Regions from separate parts of the Mus musculus genome. Here region 2 is linked to region 1. The links are chromatin contacts, found by Hi-C in ENCODE. All regions are on one chromosome and are shown on one strand. Each heading gives the region's core, a stretch centred on a gene start or an enhancer-like site at or near the end of the contact. The rest is flanking DNA. Distances are from core to core; before and after follow the strand shown.

What was found. Hi-C counts contacts between places; a loop is a spot of excess contacts on that map.
Region 2: a loop to region 1 is called in a map of gastrocnemius, with 2.6 times the contacts of the local background. The contact joins the enhancer-like site here to the promoter of Plcl2 in region 1. A Hi-C loop is called at or near these places in 1 of 37 maps with a recorded cell type or tissue (gastrocnemius).

Annotation. Positions count from the first base shown.
Region 1 is chr17:50,508,101-50,511,950 of GRCm38, reverse strand. It overlaps Plcl2 (phospholipase C-like 2), which reads right to left and starts at 2,404. Exons shown (of 6, transcript NM_013880.3): 1 at 2,014-2,404. The coding sequence starts at 2,343.
Region 2 is chr17:50,686,610-50,690,360 of GRCm38, reverse strand. It overlaps Plcl2 (phospholipase C-like 2), which reads right to left. Exons shown (of 6, transcript NM_013880.3): 6 at 1,867-2,649. The coding sequence ends at 2,470. Among named protein-coding and RNA genes, the nearest start is that of Gm41598, 100 kb to the left of the region's middle. Within about 2 kb of position 2,043, at least 1 of the 3 ENCODE cell types and tissues checked has a DNase peak (open chromatin) inside an H3K27ac peak, as active enhancers do; it is gastrocnemius, where a contact is called at or near this core.

The DNA of each region.
Region 1 (3,850 bases), core at 1,155-3,654:
GTCAAGCTGTCTTATGTGGTACAAGATACCAAGATATGACTGGTAAATCTAAAACCACCTGTTTCAGAAACTAACAAAAGTTAGAGAAAACACATACTTCCTTATCGTTCCTCGGACCCAACAGTAAGTAATTTATTGAGCACCTACTATGAGCCTCTAGCCCTGTGCATCTAGGGATGTAATGGTGGATAAAAAGTTAATTGGCTTCGTTGAGGAATAGAGAAAGATGAAACATAACTTTGAAACTCAGAGTTCAAAGTAAGCAGCACCACCATTCCTCAACTTGTTATTTCTGAAAAATTCACCATTTTTTCCATGTGCCTTTACAGGAATGGTCAGTCTTGACTCTGTAAGTCACAAATAGGCAAGCCGCACTTCTTTCCTGGCTCTCACAACTGTCACAGGGAACAACCCTACTGCTGTTACTGTCCTTCTCTGTGAAGCATGGCCTTTTAAATGTGAAAACTGGCCACCAAAAAAAATCCTTGAGGGGAAAGGTTGTTAAAATTACATAAACCGGTATATTATCTAAAACTTTCACATAAGGTGTTATTAATATCACAATGCAAATTCACCACAAATATTTAACCAATAAAAACAGGAATGTTGCATAGCTCTGCAAATAGGATCAATAATCATATATACTCGAAGACAACTTTCCTGGAAACAAACCACATACTAGAAGGAGAAGATATATCCATCACTAAGAGCTACACAAGCAGGAAAAAACGGACACCGCTTTTCTTGGTTTAAAAGTTAGACCATACACTTGATCTTTAGAGACAGGCAATGCACTTGATCTTTAAGCCCTTCAACTGTGCCCTGTCCACACAAAACCTGAGCAAGCAGATGACAAGGCTAGATGCAGTTTCACAACAGCCTCTTACACAGCACCAAAGTGGTCTGTTACACTAGATGGCTGCAGATGATGATAACCCAGAGGCACCTTCACAGTACTTGAGCATTTCTGAATTTCAAATACCACCAGTGTCAACTCTGTGCTGTTGGCACATTCTGACCTGTCTCCTAAGGGTTGTCAGCCACAAACAGGATGAGTTAGCACCAGACAGTACTCACTGGCCTGTCCTAAAAACTCCTTCATGTCTCAAAAAGCAACATTCCATATTTGCTCCATATTTGAACAAGCCAAATGGGCTGATCTGGCTCAAGGTTCTACTTTTCGTAGCTTATCAACTTTCTCTTTTCACTTCGAGTCACAAGAAATATTTTTATGTTGCAACTACACTGCAATGTTTGAAGGAAGCCACCATAAACTCTTAATGTCACCTCTTGAAATTTAAAATTCACAAAACAACTGGTGGCTTTCTAAATAGCACCATGAAAAACAAAACAAACAAAAACAAAAACAAGCAAAAACCATTCCAAAGAAACTTGCTAATTTGGAGAGGCCTGCTTATAGCAGCTAGGAAAGAATTAAATTGTGCGGAACTGTATTCTCTCAGAGCTTTTGAGGCTAAAAAAGAGGAAATCTGTGTTTATGTTCCCTTTCTCCGAGTAACTGAAGGAGAGGTATTTACATTCCCCAAATACAATCACTTGCAAGGGGCAACCAATTACCCAGTAGATTAGAAGAAATCTATTAAATAATATATGTTCATTGCCTGGGGTTTTGAGAAAATATTTTCACATGATCCCTGTCCTTTAAAATACAATAGAAACCTTACAGGGAGTGTGCCACCATGCTAAGCTGCCTCTGAAAAGCCTGTCCTACCCAGGCAGGTACAAGGCCATTTAATTCCAAGTCAATCTGGAGAGAGGTGACAGCCCCAAGTTGCTCTGGGGATGTCAGAGCACAGCACTCCTGCACACTCAGATCACCTCTCCATTCTTTCCCAATGCCATCAGCTTTCCAATCCCTGCTCCAGCACTCCAAACACCCCTACACCCTGGCTTCCCCTTCGCAGTGGGCTCATTTTGCATCGCCTCCTTCCGCCACAGCTTCTCCGGGGCGGGGAAAGCGAGCCCAAGGACGCGCGCGGGTCTCCTACTTACCTTGATGATGCTGCTCCGGCGGGGCAGGCCGCCCGGTTTGCTGTCCCTGGGGACCGGACCGGCAGCTGGGCTAGGGGTCCGCGCGAGCGCCACGCCTAGAGGTCCCCTGCCAGGGCTGGTCCGGGCTTCGTCCCCGGACACGCCGAGGCTGCAGTCTCCGTTGGAAACCCCGCCGCTGTCATAGCGCGCCCGCCCGTGGCCGAGGCGACCTCCCCCGCCACCACCTCCGCCTTCCCCGGCTCCGGCTTTCAGGGCGCCCTTGGCGCCTAGGGCCGGGCTCGGGGAGGTGGGCAGGGCCCCTCCTGCGGCGCCCCGGCCACACTCCGCCATGGGCGCCCCACGACCCGCCTGCACAAAGCCGCGTCCCCGCGTCCCCGCCGCCGCCGCCTCGGGCCGCTGCGCGCGGCCCCTCCTCCTCGCCGCCGCCGCCGCCTCGGCCGCTTCTTCCGCTTTTTCTTTTCTTTTTTTTTCTTTTTTTTTTTTTTCTTTCTCTTTTTGGTTGGGATGTGGCGCGTGCAGCGAGCTCGCCTCCGGCGCGAAGGACGTCGTGCAGGCGGAATTACCTCTGGGGTCCTGCCGGGGTCGGGGAGAGAGAGAGGAGAGAGGAGTCAGCTTGGGCGGCGGCGCCCCCGCTGCCGGCACCTGGGGAAGGAAAACACGCCCCGGCACACGCGCCGCTGCGGGCGCCAAAAATAACGCGCGCGCGCCAGCGCCCACCGCCGCGCGCCGCGTCCCCTCCGGCCCCGCGCTCACCGACGAGCGCCGCGTCCCCTCCGGCCCCGCGCTCACCGACGAGCTCGCGGCGGCGGGGCGCGAGGGACACGTGCGCCCACTCCGCGGCGCTGGCGACACGCGGAGGCGCGGCGCGCGGGGCTCCGGGGTTCCCGGCTCCGCCCAGGCCCGTCAGTCTCCCCCCCCCCCCCCACACCTTCAGGGCTCAGCCGAGGCCCAGGGCGGCTTCTGATGGCCCCCGGGCCCACCGCCACTTACCCGCGGCCATCGCCTCCCGGGCTTCGCGCTGCCCCCTACAGGCCGAGGGGACCCGTCCGGGCTCCGGGCACGGGCGTTGCGGTTGTGGTCGCTCTCCTAGGCCGGCTCAGCGAGGCGCACGCCACAGCCAGCTGTCAGTCACCTGAAGGCATCCCGAGGGGGACAGCGAACCCGCAGGCCGCGGGCGAGCTGAGGGTCCTGGGGCTGTGGTCTTGGCCGCTGCACCTCGCGTCCAGCTCCAGCCCTTCATTCGGAACCCGCTCCCTTCCCACCCTGCTCCCCCTGGGCTTCCTCAGTGGAGCAAACCCATTTCCCATACAGAAACCAATCCTCTTGCGTGTCCTTGGGCTGCTAAACTCAATGAGCACGACAGGTTGCCAGGATCTGGGGTAGGGATGGCATGGCTGGCAGGCGTTGAGAGACAGAAGACCTCCGCAGAGTTTATTTGGTGCCTCTGGGTTGTCCCACGGAGGTTTATCATTGTAGTCTGTGTCTTTCCTAAACCTGACACTAGAGAGACTTGCTTGTTCAACCCCTAGTGGGTACCATCCAAATCAGGACCATCGTTTGGGACAGGATCAAAAATCAATGATTAACATGTCGCTCTCATATGCAAATACTTTCCTTAAACCTCCATTCCTGGAGCCAAGGAAGAACGCAGGGCCACTGTGTAGCCTGGCAGAGCCATTGGCAGAAGAGCAGGACGAGTGCACTGTGTGGTACCAGAGGCTCCACCCACCTCCCCAACCCAGCCACCCTGAGGTCCAGTTTCATGCCTGGTTCTGGCTTCCCAGTTTTTCTCTCACTGTATTTCATCTTCTGGAAAGGCACTTTCCCTGGGCCAGGA
Region 2 (3,751 bases), core at 794-3,293, 180 kb before region 1:
TCTTGGCTTCATTCACACACACAATGTGACTTTTTTGTTTCTACAGGACCCAATAGATGTTTGCCATTTTTTTGTGAATTCCCACCTAGGTCTCCATTTTCCTGGGTCCTCAATGAAGATTTGCCTATTGCCTGTTGTTCCTGCGCTGTCCTGGATTACACAGACCCATATAGACAGACAGACAGACAGACAGACACACACACACACACTCGTGGCAAACCCATGGGGATTTGTACCTAAGGTAACTCACATGCTGCTCCCTGCGAACAGATGCAGATGATGAAGGGCAATCAACCTGCACACTACCCTGACTGTCCCCACAACTCCTGAAGCCCCAAAACAAGGATCGTGATTTTGTTTACCAGCGGGATACAGTTCGTTACAGAGTGAGCCAGAGAGACCTTTACAAAAGAATTGTTTCCAGAAGCCTGTAAATCATAGCCTTACTCTATCCATCTTGACAAATGTCTTCTCTTTCCATTTGGATGATGAAGAGCGCACCTGATTCAGGCTCTGCTGACAGGCACTGTCCTCAGTGACAGGTGGCATATTCCTTAGGGCAGGAACTAGAGAAGCAGTGGACACCCACTGCTGTGGGAACCCTCCTGACACTGTGCCTGCACTTCTCCACTACTTGTTAAAGCATATTGCTTTAAGGAGACCAAAAGAAGCTTGGCTAGGTAGCACCAACATGTTGGATGTTGAGACTTCAGGCACCCACAGCTTCCACATCCGGAACAAACATGTCAGTGTGAATGATGGCAACTCCCCCAGTTTTCTGTTGTTTTGAGACAGAGTCTCACAGTGTAACACGTCTCGGTCTCTGAAGTGCTGGGATCACAGGTCCACGCTCAGTTTCGACTCCTTTAGTTCTAAGATCCCTGATTTTAGGCCTGTATGAGCCTCAACAAGTTACATGTCTTACAATTACAGTCACTTGACTTGCATATTGTATGATAACCACCATTATTACAGACACAGCCATATTTTCACTTCACTGTATTTTAAGTCACCTTTAGAGATCATTTCTAGAGTTTTAAACGTCAAATTGAGTGCTATTTGCTAAGTTTAAGGACCACTAACAATGTTCTCCATTACTTTGTGCATCTAATTATTCTGTGCTATTTTCCATTCATTTTTCTCCCTATCCAGAGTTCATCTCTAAGAGCCTCAGCTACTGAGTAGTGTTTATCTATTATCAATGGAAGAGTTTTCCAATGAGACTCACACCTGGCCAAGGGCCGATGGAGATGGGCATTATTAGGGGGAAGTGAGCAATGCACTGGGTTTAGGAGCACACACCTGCATGAGCATGGCCCATGGGAGGAAGGTCTGTGAGGTCAGTTGCAGGCCACCTAGTATATAAGTGGATGTCCCAATAGCTGACCAAACCAACGCCCACTGAACACTTAGAACCTCTCTCTTCCAAAGGGAAACAAAGTGTGGTATGTGGGAAGCATTAGATGGCAGGATTCTTGACTCTCAAAAATACCATGAAGTTTCACTGGTTTCGAAAGAAAAGATCAGACTAAAAAAATTAACTGGTCCAGGTGCCCTTCACTATGAAGGAGAAAGATTCTCAGACGAAACTGAGGCATTGGCCATTGGTGGCTCCGCAGGGAAGTATAACCTGCCCCCGCTCGATTCTGCTCACAATTGCAGGCAGCATGGCGCCCTTGGCTGGGGCGGGGGGAGGGGGTGACTCATGTGTGCAGAGGCCAGTGTGGGGTCTGAGCTTGCATCACAACCATCCTAAAAGCCGGACAGCGACTCAGGTGACTTACATTTTAGCAGTCATTTAAAAAGTAATTGGCTTCTTGAAAGAGAACAGGTTTTAAAAGTTAAAGTTTCACTAAAAGCATGTACTGCTATTGGAGAAATATCATAAAAGATATCTTTAATGTGACCACTACAACATACAGTGAAAATCTATGTACAAGGTGCGGCTTCCACCCGGCTGCCCATGCTGACACAGCACATCTTCAGCCAGGCAGCCTTAGTCACACTGCACATTGCCCTCAGCTCCTGGGTTCTTACATTCTGCTTAGTAAATATGGCTCAGCAAGCACGCCAACAAATCCTCTGCAGCGCCAAGACTGGCAAGCACACACAGTGAGGTGTGCACATTCACCATTTCACCAATAAATACAAACTCAGCAATCCAATCCAGTTCCCCCGAGTGAGGGAACTGCCTGTTTCTGCTGGAATACGGCAAAGCACTGCTCTTCACAGTGGGACTCAGGGCGTTTTGTATACAAAGACAGCATGTTTGGGCCAGGATAGAGTTTCTTGTTAAAGAGTTTATTTGCCTTCACACGTGGGTTGCTACATACATTCACAGCAGTGATGGGCTGCAGTTGGGTATTCCAGTTGTGCTCCGACAGACATCCCAGCTCTCATCCTGATCAGTGAGCCAGTGCGCCTGCTGACTGGTTCTCGGTGGGAAGTCCACAGTGACTGGGAGGACCCTTAGTCTCCATTTTCATCACTGGCTTTCTCGGGGATGGCTTCTAGGCTCCGGCGTGGCTTCTGGGCCTCGGAGTTTTCAGTGCCTGGTTTGTTCAGTCCACAGGAAACAGCTGCAAAGTGGATCTGCTTCAGGTTCTCCAGGGTCTCATTCTTAGCATATTTCAGAAGATCCGCTTGCCCCTAGAACAGAACATGGAATTAAACAGCATTAGACGGACAGAATGTTGCTGGACACCCTCACGGCCATTCTGCAGACATATAGGCGTTGTGATTCGGCAGAAGAGAGGCTTGGTTTTTATCGTTACCACATCCGAGGAGGTCGATTTTAGTCAGAAGGAGACGTGTTCACCACCGCACTCCACAGTCCTCTGCCTTTCTGCATTTCCATGTAAGACGTGAACACATCTCTACTACATTGCAACTATTCTCTAGACTGTTACACCATATTTTTCAAGGATGAGACTACGTAACCAATCTTGGTTGTTCCTTTTAATATTCGTTTTAATAAGTAATAAAAAAGTGTTCAAACTCATGAGCCTCTGGGACCATTTCACATTTAAGGTATCCCATGCAAATAATAAGCCAATTGCCATGGTAGATCAGTGGCATAGCTGCCTGAAAATTGTACAGGATACTGGTGACATGGGCTTTTTGAGTGTCTCCTGCTCCTGTAAGTAACTCCAGTAAGTCACTGGTTCTTCCAGCTGCACTTGAATCAGATCTTTGGTTCATCGCCGCCTGTTTGTTTGCCTGGTGGAAAGGGGATTCCGCATAAAAGGCCATGTAGCAGTATGAAGTCAGAGAAGGACACACACTAGTGAGTGGTCCCGTGTGTCTAGTTTGTGCCCTTTCCCCAAACTTACCTGCTGACTTACAGTATCAGAACCAGGAAGTAACATTTGTCCAGTGTGCCCCTTAGTTCTGTTACTTTATGTATACGGATGTGAAAAGGAGGCAGGAGTGGGGCACAGTGGGTCACTGTCTAGTCTGAGCTGATAATGGCTCTATGCAGTTTGTCTACTCTGTCAGTCTTGCCTCTGGAGGCTGGGTGGCCTTGTGCAGCTTAGGGTGCTGAGGAGCACTGCTGCAGCTCGAACACATCTCCTGTTCCTCGCTGACAGGTCTTCCCACTACACTCCTGCCTTTTCCCCCTACTCTTTCTTTCTTTCTAAGACAGGGCCTCATGTAGCCCATGCTGGCCTTTAACTCACTATACAGCAGAGGTTACCCCCAGATTCCTGATCTTCCTGTCCCAAGCTCTGGGATTCTGACCATGTTCTTG